Linked DNA regions of Mus musculus: region 2 is linked to region 1. The links are chromatin loops, found by intact Hi-C in ENCODE. Cell type or tissue: heart. All regions are shown on one strand.

Region 1 (8,000 bases):
CAGAAAAATGGGAGACCTAGAGACAACCTTACACACTCGCAGAAGAATGGGAGACCTAGAGACAACCTTACACACTCGCAGAAGAATGGGGGACCTAGAGCCTGGTTTTCAGGTCTTTTCCTTAAAGCAATAAAAATAAAATATTTTTTCTTTCCCTCACTCTAGCAGTTACACAACAACAAATGGCTGACTAGGTCAGATTCTCATTTGTACAACTGAATATAGGGTGTATAAAAGCTGGTATAGAAATATGGCCAGCGTGTGCTCAAGATAGACTACGTGATCTACTTTCCATACTTGATCTGCATTCCCATTGGATGGAAACTTTAGCCAGTTCATATGCTGCAAAAGCTAAGTGCCGAAGAGCAAAACCACCGTGGTAACTGCTAATTCTTTGACTATGTTTTCCAGCAAACTCCAAGCTATGAAGTGTGACTAACACAATCAAATGTGCACAGCACACAGAAACGGTCAAAATTCAAATGTGCAGGAAGCACACGTGGAGATGGGCTGCCAGATATGGTCACATGTGGGCTCCATGGGCTTACTTCAAACTGACTCCGGCTTTCACCCCTTTACAGTCCTTCAAATAAACAGTTCGGCTCTTGAAATATTTATGAGTCCAAAGGGAGAGAAATACCCACAGCACAAGGTAGATTCTGTTTCGCTAGGATTAGAATTCTTACTTCCCTCTGTGACCCGAGCTCTGAGGAAAATGCACTTTCACCCAGGGCTGCAAGAAGAGCCGAGGCTTAAATTATTCACACGAATGATTCACAGAGCCTTAACTCTCCTTTTACAGACACAGACTCTCTCAAAGACTCAGTAGGACTTGTGGCACACTCCCCGTGCTGCCCACTGCCCTCTGGGCCAACAGTACTGCCACCACCCCACGTTTTAAGTAGAGACACATCTGAGATACAGTGAGAAGACCTACTGCGTCCATGTAGGTCAGCTGTTCTGCCACGAGATCTTCTGAGAAGTTCGTGAATTCTGCTGACCCTCCGCTCTCCAGTTCCTCTTCCTCTTCCAGGCTGAAGGAGCTGGTGTTGAGAAGTCCATCTGTCCACGATGGGAAAACAGTCAGTATGGGGGTGCCTTGGTCATAGTGTCAAACTACACTTCTTTCATTCAGGAAGAAAAGGGCTAACTCTTCAGAAAACCACAGGTAGAGACGAACAAGAACGATATATTGGAGCAAAATGGAGATACAATCCTGAGTATTCTCGTGTTCTTATTAAGCTCAGAGAGGTGTTGAGTGACCCCTGAGAAATCACTCAGAGGCTAGCCCAGGCAAAAACTAAAGAGGCAAAACTGAACACAACCTCATCTCAGCCCCCATCAACTCCATCAACATTTCCAGGACCAAACCAGCTAATACCTACACCCCAGCCCTGCAAGCCTTGATTGTTGAGCCACAGAGAGCCAGATGCCTAAAAGACTGAGCAAGGCGGCCGGCCAAGGTTTGGTAAGGTAGGATAGGTCATTGGGGTTTCAGAGATGTGATGAGACCTGTAGTCCTTTTAACAATACTGAGCAGACTCAAATGCTGCTAAATCAAAGGGTTGCTGTCAGCTTTCACATAGAGAGTGAAAAGGTGAGAAACAGATTGGAAATAAATGCCCTGGCACCCTATACTGCTGGTCATCCATCCTAAAGTTACACAGCTCAGAGCCTAAAGAAGTCAACGGGAATCACTGCCCAGGAGCCCATCTGAAATGCTGAAGGGCCGAGCTCCAGCCTCCTCTTTGAAGTCTCCTTCTCCCAGGCCCTCTCATTCCCACCACACTTCTTGGTCCCTTTCAGTCAAAGCTGAACTTCTGCTGGGGCTGGGGAAGCCTAGCTGCACACAGTGGCATCCAGGCAGAAATCCAGTTCCGTGTTACTACTCCCCCTGCCTGGTTACGTTTTTTAAGCCTTTTCCTTCTCTTTATGGGGGACGCTGTTAGGCATCTTATATTGAATTGATAGAGCTTCTTCAAAGCTTCCATTGAGAAATGGGGTGCTCAAAGTGAGACTGTTACCTGTCCAGTACCATGTGCTACCTGCCCGCTCTGGTGGCAGGGCTGTGATTACAGGACTGGCTCTGGACCTCAGAGCTGAACGTTCTGTTGTGAATGGGACTGGTAGGAGAGCTTCACTATCTATTCCTGTTATCCTGGATACAAAGCAAAAGCACCCATCAAAGAGCTAAAATCCCACCCAGTGGAGGATGCTAGCGCCTGATGTCAGTACTTCTCCACTCAACTCTGGCACTTTCTCATTCAGTGAAGAAGAAATCGGATGTGCCAATCAAAGGTTCAAGGAGCCTTCTACCCCTCCTGATGACTACAATGTACTTTAATACCTATAAAACAATGCAGAAGCTGTCCAGCTTCTGCCAAGGAGAGTACAGGGTAAGGACTAACATCACTCACTCACACATTCATTCATTCATTCATTCATTCATTCCTTGTAAATCTGGCATGCACCTAGAATGTCACTACGTGTGAAACCTGTGATCCTTTCTCTCTGGGACCTGGTCTATGCTTTCACTGCTCCTGCCTGAGTCTCCAGGGGTTATGTACAAATCTCTATGCACAGTTTTACTTTTGCAAACACACAGGAAAGCTCACTGCTTTCCAGAGTATGACATGGGGGCTGGGGGGTGAGAGGCACAAGGGAACTAACTAAGCTCCCAACATTCCTCTTCAGGAATGGAGCCTATACTTCATAAACAGGGCCTGGAGCATTCTTGATGACAACTGCCCACACTTAGGAAAAGATTCATTCTTGGGTATTGCCTAAAAGTTTTTGTGAGGTCAGGCCACCTCCCTAGTCCCTGCCTCTGCCTGCCAAAAGAGCTCTGCCCTCCATTCCCTGAGCCGGAGAGGACCAATGACTGGTCCCACTGGTTCCCCAATTAGGCATGGGGCCAGAGGCAGCCCCAGTGGGGCGAGCTGGGCTCCAGTGCAACAGCAGCAGCAGCAGCAGCGTTTTCTACCAGAGCACAAAGCTGGGCGGGCAGGCGGGAGGAGGCCCTGAAGGGAGCTGAGGTCTGGCAGCTGGAGCTGAGCTTCCAGGGTATTCAAGCATTCCCGGCAGATGAAGTCATCTGAGATACAAAGCCTTTGGCAATCTGAGCCAAATGATGCAAGTGCATTCCCCTTCTCTGGTCCCCAGTCCATACAAACCACTCAACAGGTACCGGGTAGAATTTAAAGTCACTGTATTTGCTTTGGCTTTGGGGTAGCATCCCTTATCTGCGTTAGGAGCCATTTCCTTTCCCTCACTGAGGAAACCGGACATTACTTCAAGGAAATGCCTACCAGAAGTTCCAAGTGGGTCAGCTGCCATGGCAACTGTTACCCAGTGCCTCGGTGAAAGGCTATATCATCACGCTGGAGCGCGATGGAACCTCTTGACTAATTTCTGCAGAGCCTGGCAGCCAGCACACTCTATGGCCAGCAGTGGTGGCTCTGCATTTGTCCCTGGAAGCTCGAGGTCAGCCTCCAATAGGAAAAAACAGCCTCAGAGACTTCCTTCGATTCGGTCACTAGAGACAGTCGATGTCAGCAATCGGGGCTGCCAGGGGACATGACACTAATGCTTTTTAGGGAAAAGGAGGAACACCTCTTCCAAGCTTTTGTGAGAGGGACGTGGACTTGAACCCTTGCCAGCCACACAGGGTTGGTTGGTTGTCGCCCGTTTATATCTGATAGAACACATTAGGCAGAGAAGAAGCCCATTCATGTTGATAAGAGAAAGTTTAAAAAAAACAAAAACAAATCAAGAAAACCCTGTTCCTGGTAACAGTAGGCACCCTGGGCAATTACTTAGCTTCTCTGAGCTGGTTTTACAATTTAATCTTTAAAATCATAAATCCAGCCTTGAAAATCCCTCTTTTCACTCTGAAACCTTAGGGTTCTGAGGTTCACAGTTCAATAATTTTATACCTATCCCAATTTTCTGAGGGTACCAGGGTTTCTTATTGAGTCAATGAATGGGGAGCCCCCACATTGCAGAGCCCAGTAGAGGTTTCCCTGGGACCAAACAGGTACTCACTGTCGGAATCCACGTCCTGCTTTTGAAACTGTTCAAGAAGGTTCTGTGCTCTCCTCTCTGGGTCAGAGCCAGGCATCATCTGTTTGAGGTACTCCAGCAGCTTCTGAAGGCAAGGGAAGTGAGGGGGCTCCCGGAAGTCTTCCGCACACTGGTCAAGCCAGGCCCTCAGGATGGAAGCAATGGCACTGGGAAGGAGAGATGGAGACACAGTGAACACAATGCTTACGGGACTCGAGACAGGCCCTGGACCCCACAGCTGGTAGCTGAAGAGGGTTGGGGAGACTAATAATGTTTTGTTGTTAGAAAATCCAACCAAGGCAGACGAAAGATGAGAAGAGGATTTACTGAGTTCCAAACAATCCAAACACAAGCCACTAACTGTGCATTTGCTCAAATTAAAGACCAGAAAACCAGGCTATCAAGATGACACAGTAAATAAGAAACTTTCTACCACGCCTGACAACTGAGCTCAGTGATGCCTGGGTCCCACACAATGTTAACAAGTTGTCCTCTGACAGCCTGCACTGTAGCATGCTTCAGCTAGCCCTTCAGACTCCCACACAAATAGATGAACAAAGGTAATAAAACAGAAAAGTAGCCTAAAAGTAGCCGTATTGATAACTTAGGACATAACTGGCTACCACTAGGCTAGAACTCATCTGGAGTAAGAAGTCTCCAGGTTAATGGGGAAATGCCTGTTTAATTTTAAAAACATCACTAGGGTTTTGGCACAAGGACCAAAGCTTTCCTCATAAAGTTATCCCTTTGTTTCTCAAATTATAATGAGACGGCGTGTCAGGAACCACTGGGTGATGGAGTCACAAGGTTCCCCGGGTGTCAAAGCACAAGAACAGCCAGATACGCTCTGGGTGCTTGGTGCGCTACAGACACCTCCTGAGTAACTAAGGGTGTTGCCTGTAAGTTACGGGGAGCTCCTCTCTCTAGAGCAGAGTCAGAGCAATGACAAAGGGGTAAACTGCAGCAGGGCCATTACTCCACGCTTCATCGTCAGAAGACTTCAAAGACACTTCAGTGTTAGTTCCACACCAGGCTAGTCTGCCTCCCTAATAAAACAACTCCATCGAAAGGGATGTTCACTGATGCTGGCTGGAGAAGGTATCAGGGAGAATCAATAAATTCCTGTGCATCCCAAGGCAAAGAAACCACACTGTCTTAGCTACAGTGACAAAACTCTTTCACCCACCCAAAAGAGTGTATGTGTGTAGGTCAGAGGGTAACCTATGCCACTCCTTAGGAGCCATCTGCCTTGTCTGTTGAGATGGGTCTCTCATTGGGACCTGGGGGGTCACCGATAGGCTAGGATGGCTGGTCAGCAAGCTCTAGAAATACTCTAGGCTCTGCTTCCGCAGCAGTAGGATGATAAACACATGTCACCACATCCAATTTTTTTTTTAATCCACGGGTGCTGGGGAATCTAACCCAGGTTGTAGATCTTGTGCAGCAAGCATCTCACAGGCTGAGTGATCCCTCCAGAACCACAAAAATGTTTTTTGAAAGGGTTTGGGATATAGCGGTGGTACAGCATCTGTCTAATGTGCACAAGTATTCTTTGGATTTGTTCCACAGAATCAGAATCAAAAAAAGGAAAATTATAATTATCTACTACACCTACACAAATTGTTCATACAATTAAAAGCTAGAGTAGAAGTTAGTATCCAGTGTGCAGAAGCCCAGCAGCCTGTTACAGTGACTTAACTCCCAGCTGCACTTTCCTACCAAAGAGCTGAGCTGTAATCAGGACCGGCTGCCACAAAAGTCCACTGAGAGTTAACTCAGCTTTTGGAGGTCAAGTACCAAGAGCAGTAATGTCTACACGGTGACTGTTTCTCTCTGTGGGCATCACTGTTTCACGTCTGTGGTCTATACGGCATCTAGGATTGCTAATATTTAACTATCTACACGAAACAAGAGACATTAAACTATCACCATAATAGAAGTGACTTAATAATCTAAATCTTTAAATTAGATAAAATTAACAAAAGCAATATTTCCCTCCAGAAAGCTGAAAGAAAGTAACCTGGGCTTTGTATTAAAATTGAAAACAGGAGCTTGGGCAGTGTTGACGCACGCCTTTAATCCCAGCACTCAGGAGGCAGAGGCAGCTGGATCTCTGTGAGTTCGAGGCCAGGGCCAGTTCCAAGACAGCCAGGAACACACAGTGAGAGTCATAACTTTCACACAGTGAGAGTCAATGGCTTTCTATTCGGGGGCCCTCATGCCATTAACACAGCTCCTTTCAGTTACCGAACTTAAATATCATACTTTTAAATATTTATCAACAGTTAATATTCCATAGTTCCACTAACTGGCCTTAGTAGGATATTAAAAAAAAAAAAAAAAAAAAAAAAAAGGAGCAAACACAAAGGCCAGAAGAGCATGGGTCTGGAGGAATCCGGCAAGCGTGGGAGGGGAGAGGGAAGGGTAAATTTGATAAAGATACATTGTATACATGTATAAAACTGTTAAAGAATAAATACAATAAAAAATCAACTTACCATGCAAATGTTTATTTTTTTATAACAAATATAATTTGTAAGTAATTTTCCTTTCTTTGGTGAGCACAGAATATTATAGGTGCATAGTTGGGATGCCAGAACACAGAAAACCTGCATTTAAATATATAAACTAGATTCTTGCAAAGGAACACTTTTATAATTCTTAAAATAAAGGACACGTGTGCGCGCGCACACACACAATGAGGAGGGGAGGGGAGGGAAATAACTTCCAGGTTCTTGTGATTGTCAACAATTATAAAATGTGTGCCTTGGTCTATATCTGTGCACATGATGAGCAGCTCCCCAAAGCACTCAAGCAGTCTGTGTCCAAGAAAAGTCACAGCTTCAGAAGGAGCCCAGAAAGGCTGGAGAGACCATGGTTCGAATCAGCCCATTCTGTCCTTAACCTAATACTTTTAACTCACTCTGGTGAGGGACTTTCCCATCATATCTGCTCTAACTGTGACCTCCCATGGCTAAGCCTACGGAGGTTTTGAGAATTCATTGCAATCTTAGACAGAAAAAGCATTTTCTCTCACACACACACACACACACACACACACACACACACACACACACACACACACTCAGAATAAATAGGGAGAAGGAAGAAATCAGAGAAGAGAAAAACAGAGACAGTCTAAGCAAAGGAGCAGACCCTTGCCCTCTGTCCAGCAGAACTCCTCAGCTTGCCAGGAACGGAGGGTTTCTGGAAAGGCCTGGACCCTTGCCCGAAGTTCACAGTAGCCTTATGTTTGCCAGGCCTGGGAAGAAACTCTCCCTTCTCAATAGAACAAGCAGTAGATACAAATGCCGGGCTGTTAAGATTCCAAGAAGGAAAGCGACATCGCAAATATGACAGAGGAAAGGGAACAGCAGCTTTTCCATCTTCCTGGCCTTGGCTCTGCTCCTCTCCAGGACTGAATGGGAGAATTAAGGAACCTTACCAGGAAGGGAGATACTGGATGCAGTTACAAAAGTGCAGGCAAAGGAGCCTATCCCACTGGGGAAATCACCTGCCCCTGTGCACAGAACAAGAAGGGGCTGGGAGAAGGGAAACCCCAACTTCTCACCATCTGACAACTTGGAGAGTTTGTTCACATGGTCCCACTGACCCCTACCCGGAGAAGGGACAGGAAACACCTGCCTGCATCTATCCAACACTGACCGGTGGTGATTTCAAATGACATAATGTCAATGGGACCTTCTGAGACACATCAAGAAACTCAAAATTGGTAATATGCTTACAATGACCTACCAAGGGTCACAGAAGGAAGGGGCTGTGAAGGTGGCTTGGTGAAATCAACTCAAAGAATTTGCCACCAATCACGGAGACAAATTGTGCCTCAACATTTGTGACCCCACACCTGCTGGAAGAAGGTCACAGCTTTGAACAAATGCTGCACATGTGGGCAGGAGCATGTATGCACACACCAACCT
Region 2 (8,000 bases), 48 kb after region 1:
ACAATACTTCACTAAAACATCTCCTTCTAAAATGTGGGCCAGGAGGACTCTGATCTTAAACCAATCATGTTTGGGCTATAAGCCGGCGAGTATGCCCGGATGAGCACTGAATACAAACACGAGTGTGTCACCATCAGACGGGTCTATACTGTAGAGTCTGCAGGGAGGGTGAACTGTAAACAACTGAGAGGGGGCTGTGAGAAGACAAGAGGTAACAGGAGCAAAGCACCTCAAACTGTGGACCACACTCTAGTGTAAGGGCCATCGTGGGTGCTAATGGGTGTAAATGGCAGGCTATGTGCACACCTACCTCCCACTATACCCAAATGTTGCAACTGAGGCTGTGGGCTTCGGCCCACTTCACTAGAACAAGCATTACTCAGGGATCTCGGCGCCAGGCCTAAGTGAACTCTAAGGAAGAAGAAAGAGAAACCAATATCGAGGGAAGCTGAGAAATCTCCTTCTCAACTTCTAGACTTTCTGCACTCCCCCTCTCTCCTCCACCCCTCTTTCTTCTTCACCTAGAACAAGGCGCCAATTTGTTTTCTTTCTAGTCATCGCTTGACAGCAGTTTCACGCAGAGCAGATGTATACATTTGCTTTGAATTGTTCCCCACTGGAGCAGATGAGACGGCACGCAGGCTTGCATCTGACTGGTAAATCCCAGAGATGATATTACTACTTTTATTTGTGTGGCCTTTTCAGAGACTTCCTCTGTCCACACTCGCATCAGAACCTCACAGCAACTCCATTTAGAGGAATGATACTGGCAAGGTCAGTGCTCTCCTGTGCTGACCTCTCCTGACACTCACGAGTGCACATGGCAGACACCAAGAGCCCACCCACTCCATGAAGGCTGATGCTGTAAATGAAGCACAAATTCAATCCTATACAAACTTCCCCTCGTGAGGATGGGGAGGGAAAAACAGCATCTGCATCCATCGGCTAGATTTTTTTTTTAAGATTTATTTTATTTATTTATTTATTTATTTAATGTATGTGGGTACACTATAGTTGTACAGATGGTTGTGAGCCTTCATGTGGTTGATGGGAATTGAATTTTTTAGGACCTCTGCTCACTCTGGTCATCCCCACTTGCTCTGGTTGGCCCTACTCGCTTGGTCCCTGCTCACTCCGGTCCAAAGATTTATTTATTATTATACATAAGTACACTGTAGCTGCCTTCAGACGCACCAGAAGAGGATGTCAGATCTCATGGGTGGTTGTGAGAGCTACCATGTGGTTGTGGGATTTGAACTCAGGACCTTCAGAAGAGCAGTCAGTGCTCTTACCCTCTGAGCCATCTCGCCAGGTCCCCAGCTAGTTTTTTATTATCATAACAAAATGGCAAAGGCAGGCTAACCTCGTAAGGAAGAGATCTGTATTTAGCTCACAGTTCTGGACATCAGAGGTTGGTGGAGGTGACCATATCAGCTCAGCTCTAGTGAGGACCTTGGAGGAAAGATGCCAACACACTGGCAAGAATCACCTCCAAACAGGAAGCAGGAGTGACTCTGAGAGACAGGATGGCTCTTGCAGTGGGTCACTCACATAAGAACCTGGGGAATCCTGAGACCTTAACGCTAAGGGAGGCTCTACCAATGACCTGTACATCTTAAAGGTTCTATGTCACCTCCAAACACCAGCAACCTAAGACCAAGCCCTGGAGAACTCTATCCAAACCAAAGCACCATTGTAGGGCAAACTATGAAATAACTGTCCTATGTTACCAACATTTCAAGGTAAGGTTTTAATTCTTTAGGTGTCAAATGTATTTGACCAAGTTTGACCCCCCAAACCCTTTCATTTCCCCCTCAAATATTTAGATCAAATTAATATGACAGAGATCATGGGACTGTGGGAAATTACAACTGTCTAGATTTAACAAAACACAAGTTGTCTTGTCAAAGAAGTGTAATGGCCATGTGGCCAGCAGTAATTATATGTTTGGATTTTCAAATAGGCATCCTCCCCTCCGAGAGAGAGAGAGAGAGAGAGAGAGAGAGAGAGAGAGAGAGAGAGAGAGAGAGAGAGAAGAAAGCTGCAGCCTTTTCCTTTCCAGGAATGCGATTTAAGTTAACAGCTAAGCTAATAACCACAAGCTGCTGACGTGCTGCGCACAAAGAGGGCACTGTCTCTGTGAGGGACACAATGGTCCCGGGTGATGGATTCCAGTATCTGCGCTGAGTGACCATTCCATTATGTAACCAACAGAGCTGTGTGACTCCCCATTACCAAACGGCACACGGCTCTGTCTTTCTAATCAAGGCGGGAGGCCCTCCCTTCACATTCAAAAGTTGCCCTTGCTTTTAAGGTTATAAAGCTGAGATTCTGTTCAACCAGGGAAATCATGGCTGTTGTGCCCCCACGCAAATAACAACAGGAAAAGAAAGAACAAAAATAAGAAGGTTGTATTTTTAAAGTTTAGGAGCCAACCATGCACAAGGGTAACAGGCACAGAGAAGAGCCACTCATCTACGAAAGACCTATGCTTTTAGCAAAGACTTAATGGAGGAGATCATAGCATTTTTCAAATCTACTTGTGTGACTCGATAGACCCTCTGTAGACACTTAGGAACACTTATCAATTCATTTTTCCAAAAAAGACCTGAGAAGCACAAATGGGCCACATCACATGCAGAGGCCAGGAGCCCAGGGCTCCGCAGGGCTGCTCAGCACCCTTGCCCTATGCAGCTCAGAGCCACTCCCACGCCTTCTGGATACAGAGCTCGGAGGTAAGCAGGGAAGCGTATCTTTTTTTAAAAATCTAGGAAGAAGTTGTTCAGGGTGTGAATAAGGCTGAGGAACAAAACAGATGTTAAAAAGAAGTGGCTTTCAAATTGTGCAACGGGGGAATTCAATCTGTGGTAAGCAGTCATTTTCCCAAGGGGTGAGCCCTTCAAACACCAGTGTTTTAAAAGTTTCATTTCTTTTGATGGAAATGTTTCAAAAATACTCTTTTTCTGCCTTCAAAAGTAGAATATACTGAGTGTGATTTTGCCTTTCATTCACAGCCCAGTAGGCCGCCAATTGTGACCAGGGCTGTGCTATGTGCCTCTGACATAGATAAATGTGCTTATTCCAAAACTAAACAGTCTCATATGCTTTTCTCATTCTTTCCGTGGAATTTAACCATCATCTTTTCCTTGCACACATTCATCCAACAGATACTCGTATCTTCCATCTTTCCATCGTCTATAGCGCTGGGTGAGGGGAAGAACGGACCCTACGACCTCTGGAATCTGGAGACCAATGGAGGAAAGTGAAAAGCCATAAGAGTGAGCAAGCAAATGAAGAAGGGAAGGCACTGGTGATGGCTCTCAGGGAAAATGAGGCAAAGTGGGTAAAAGGACTCTAAGGTAGGGAAGGATTGCCCTTAACAGAGAAAGCCCCCTAACGGGACATGTGACCACAGCCTGCCCCTAGGATGTCCAGTTGTTGCGATGAGTCAACCTCTAAACCCACTCTTCTCAAATCTGCTCCTTCGGGAATGAATGAACACACACACAAACACACACACACACACACACCTGTGCTTATAGTAAGAGCTGGCATGGAAATCATCAAGAATGCTACTCTCAAGCTGGGCGTGGTGGCGCACACCTTTAATCCCAGCACTCGGGAGGCAGAGGCAGGCGGATTTCTGAGTTCGAGGCCAACCTGGTCTATAAAGTGAGTTCCAGGACAGCCAGGACTATACAGAGAAACCCTGTCTCGAAAAACCAAAAACTAAAATAAAATAAAGAATGCTACTCTCCTGGTCTAGCCGAGGAAGTGTCTATTCCAGAAACCCTTGCATTAGCATCAAGATTTTCTTATTTATTTTTGCTTGTTTGTGTACATACATGTTGGTGTGTGTATGTGTGTGTGTTTATGCACAGGTACATGTGTGTAGGGAGGTGGAAGATTGAAGTCAATGGCAAGTATCTTCCTCAATTATTTTCCACCTTATCTATTTGTATGTGTGCATGCGTGTGCGTGTGTGTGCATATTTACAAGTATGAAGTCAGTGTGCATGTGCACATGAAAGCCCACAGTTGATGTCAAGTGTCTTCCTTGACCTTCTCCATTACGTAATATTGGGTCAGGGTTTCTCACTGAAGTATACTGAATTGAGCCATCTTCACAGCCCCTAGTGTTTAGCTTTTAAGTGTGTGTGTGTGTGTGTGTGTGTGTGTGTGTAAATGACCAAAATACATTATGTGTATCTATAAACACATTAGTATAGATTGCCAAAATTTGTTAGTACAAATGTTATAAGCATAAATAAATATAGAAAAGCTAACCTGTTCTCATGTTCTTTCTTTGGAGTAAAAAAAGTTTAAGTAAAACAAACAAACAAACAAAAAACTTAATACAGTGATTATCCAGAGCCAGTGCTCTTAACCAGGACCCTGATTGAAATCTCAGAACCCAGACAATGGCTCACAGCCACCTGGAATTCTGTTCCAGGGGATCCAACATCCTCTTCTGGCTCCTCCAATCCCAGGCACACGCAAATAGTGCACAGGCAGACATGTAAGCAATGCCCAAACACACAGAATAAATTAACTCATTTAAAAGGCTTTTTAAAATTCAATGAAGGAAGGTCTTGCTTAGAGTAGTGTGCACCCCAGACACAGAATCATGAACATTAATAGTCATAATGTTAACAGATAATGAGCACTGTGAAAAGCATAAAGCCGGCAAAAGGGCTTTCTTCCACTATTCTAAGAGCAAGAATAAGGAAGGGTGTGGCCCACAGCTGATAGGTGGGGTCATTTGGACTGATAATGCAAGAAAGCAGAACTGCTCAACCCTATCTTGGCGTCTATCTTCTCTATCAAGTACAAGGCCTTAGAGCTGGAAAGAGAGACCAACACAGCGAAGGAGAAACTGGAGCTGGAGAGGAACAGATGGAGAAGAACAGCACTTAGCCCTGTAAGTCATTTCACATCTCTGGAGACGGGAGGCACTGAGAGCCTTGGCAGAAGTGCTCCCAACACTGATGAATGGAAGAGAAGCCTAGTCCACGGGTGTCTCAGTGTGGCAGCAAGCAAGGGACACAAACACATGTGAATGACCAGGCAGAGACCACAAACGATAGGCTGCTGTGCCCATGCCCGGGCCAAAACTACAGAACTGGTTTGCAAATAATGATCACTAGCAGCTAACATGATATCATGAGAAAAACAAAGTCAGACCACACTAAGGAGCCTTCTGTACCGACTCACACGGGTGCCCCTGCCGCCTGCTCAGGCTTCAGAGACGCCAGGGCCACCCTACCCCCTCTGGTCACTCGAGCCAGGACGGAGATGTGTGCGTTGAATAGTTGTGGAGATGGCTAGATCTGAGTCCAAGCCCCATGTGAAGCCTGCCAATGGGGATGCAGGGTTACTGAGCGGACAACACAGCAGCTCTGTAACCGAACCGAAAGCTATAGCTGAGCTGATATTTTACTGAATCAGGATTTTAAAAGATAATGAAAAATTAGGGGAAAATGTGACTACAACTAATAAAATTAAGCTTAGTGAAAGTAAATATTACATCCATAGTTAGATGGTTAAAACATCCATTCTCTAAGCACAGGCCTACTAAGATAGTTTAATGGTACTTAACAATGACCCTATTTTTAAAAAGATGCCAAAGAATTTTTGCTAAATATGTCTTGAATGTAGCACATTCACAGAGAGACCTATCTCAAGTCCTATACAGAACACAGCTAATTTTAGACAGAACTATATGGAAACTGCCAATACTTGACCGTTTTTAACACAAAACTGATGATTGCATGTAGTGTGGCTTAGAAGATGACATGGAATATCCCTAGTGTAGCTTGCTTGGTGTGCAGAGAAAGGACATTTAACTATCTTTTAGGAAATGGACGCAGCTTTATGGGGAAAGCAGCAAGAGGACTAGTGTGAGTGAGGTAGGTAGGGTTTAGCCAGAAGGAGGTGTGAGAAAGGAAGCCTCCTCAGACACTGGCATCAGAGATGAGACCGTAAGACAGAGAAGCCGCCCAATCAGCTCCAGCATCGAGTATGCAGAAGGGGAGCCAGGGGAACTGCCCAGAAAGGGCCACTGGAACTTGCTTCTGCCTGGTCTTCAAATCTACTGTGATAAAGTTCCAGAATCACGTGCTCCTCGATGGCGGCTCCAGTCTGAAGGATCTGAAGTAAACAAACAAGTGAGCAATTTTGACGGGCAGCCATTCAAATGCCTGGTGCCCGTTCAGGCTGTCCTTGGTATTCCGGCGCTTTCTATCTCCAAAGGAACTTGCAGATCTTTTAACCTAGCTCTCTTTAAAAATCCTGTGTGATTACCAACAAGGCTGAACGTATCCAGGGGAAGAAGAGGCAAAAGCTGCCTGGCTCTCTGTCAATGCTGTCACTGCCGAGGGCGAGCGAACTCAGCTAGCTCACAGGGCAAGCGCTCCACAGACAGTTCGGGTTCAGTGACTCCCAAACGCTGTGCTTTAAATTTCCTTCCTGGAAACAAATACCATCGAAATCTACAAGCTTCAGGAGCAAATAGTTGGTGGCTTTTGTGGGCAATTGTTTTATAAAACTCAAGCGTGCCTAAGACATAATTTTAAAGACTTTGCCTCCAGGAGAAGGAGCTGAAGCACTGAGTCACGTGTTTCATAGTTCTTACTCTGGCCTGCCAGACTTTTTTTTTTTTAATTAAGAAAGGAAAAATGGGTCAACTCAAAAGAATTTTTACAACTGTCAGAATAAATACAAGGCCATAAACTCACAAACTTTATTATTGGGTAGGGGGGACTTTGTCCCCTCCCCATGCTGTAAGTATCCTGTGTTTAGAACCCAGCCAAACATACATACGTACGTACATACATACATAAGTACACACATGCATACATCCATGCATCCATCTGGTGAGCTGTAATGTACTGTCCCTGGAATGGACTGTAAGGACATTTTTCTGGAAGAAGGATGATGTGATCGCAGGTTAACAGCAGCCTCTTCCGATTCCCCCCCCCCCCCCACACACACACACACGCACGCACACACACATACACACACACACACACACACACACACACGAGCACACACACACACGCGCAAGCACACACACACACACACACACACACACACACACTCGTGCGCACCTCCCACCCCGTGGCCTCTTCAGATGTGAAGGGACACCGTAAGGAAAGGCTCTGCACTCACAAACCCAGCAAAATCTATTAAGTCTGACTTGAGTCCAAGGTCACTAAGAAACATCTCACTTCTTAGAAAGAACCACCACCCCTGAGACCATTTTGGAAAAGGTTTTAATCACACACAAAAAAGTCCCTTCTCGACTGCAGGGGAACCTTAGGGCTGAGCTCAGACAGGCCTTCAAGAGTCGGAACTGCAGCGTCGTCGTGCTCCCCCCCCCCCCCCCATTCTCTGGAGTCTCTTGGCTGAGATGAGACTGAGATGAGACTGACACGCAGGTTTACGTTCTGGTAGGGTCTGCTTTAGCTGAAGAGTTCCAGATCAGCTTTAAGCTCGCAGGCCTTAGCTCCATACCATGTTCCTGGTACCAAGCTGCCCTCGGGTAGAGCAGACCAGCTCTCCTGGCAATGCTCCAGATTAAGGTGGCCGCCAGGACAATGACTTGCAGATATTCTGACCATAAAAACAAAGTTTCCCAATTGTGCCATTCTGGTATTTCTATTCTATTCTATCCTAATTTAAAAACACTATTTTCATAATCACTGAATTAGTCTAAGACCTCACAACCTGCATTTTAAACACTAAGGTCGGAGAACTACACTGTCCAAGGTAAATATAATACCAGCCATGGGTAACTTCTGTAAGTGCCATATTTAAAATGGTCAAAAGAAATATGTTCTATGAATTCTAGCAATATTTTAATTAAGCCATCATCCCCAGAATATCATCACTTTATCTTAAGCTCACTACAAGAAATCACTGTGATAATTTCTACCACCAAGTCTTCAAAGTTTAAAGTGGACTTTATGGGCAGACAGCCAGTCCAGCGGAACTCATTTC

Evidence for each region. A loop is a pair of places that touch in the nucleus more often than their neighbours do. Peaks named below come from ENCODE experiments on the same cell type or tissue, not always from the same donor. Only the 100,000 strongest peaks of a DNase experiment are listed, where the experiment ranks them.
Region 2: it touches region 1 in a loop (2.3-fold over the local background); 3 of 42 quality-filtered maps call a loop at or near these places.

What each region holds. Positions count from the first base shown.
Region 1 is chr1:152,553,359-152,561,358 of GRCm38, forward strand. It overlaps Rgl1 (ral guanine nucleotide dissociation stimulator,-like 1), which reads right to left. Exons shown (of 18, transcript NM_016846.4): 5 at 4,045-4,229; 6 at 938-1,062. Among named protein-coding and RNA genes, the nearest start is that of Gm51749, 17 kb to the left of the region's middle. In heart, a CTCF peak has its summit at 3,496; DNase peaks (open chromatin) are centred at 973, 3,023, 3,433 and 7,282; H3K27ac peaks cover 4,205 bases.
Region 2 is chr1:152,601,641-152,609,640 of GRCm38, forward strand. The region is part of intron 2 of Rgl1 (ral guanine nucleotide dissociation stimulator,-like 1); the gene reads right to left. Among named protein-coding and RNA genes, the nearest start is that of Rgl1, 20 kb to the right of the region's middle. In heart, no CTCF peak of the experiment used is centred here; DNase peaks (open chromatin) are centred at 2,201, 2,701, 4,441, 4,771 and 2 weaker places; H3K27ac peaks cover 2,340 bases.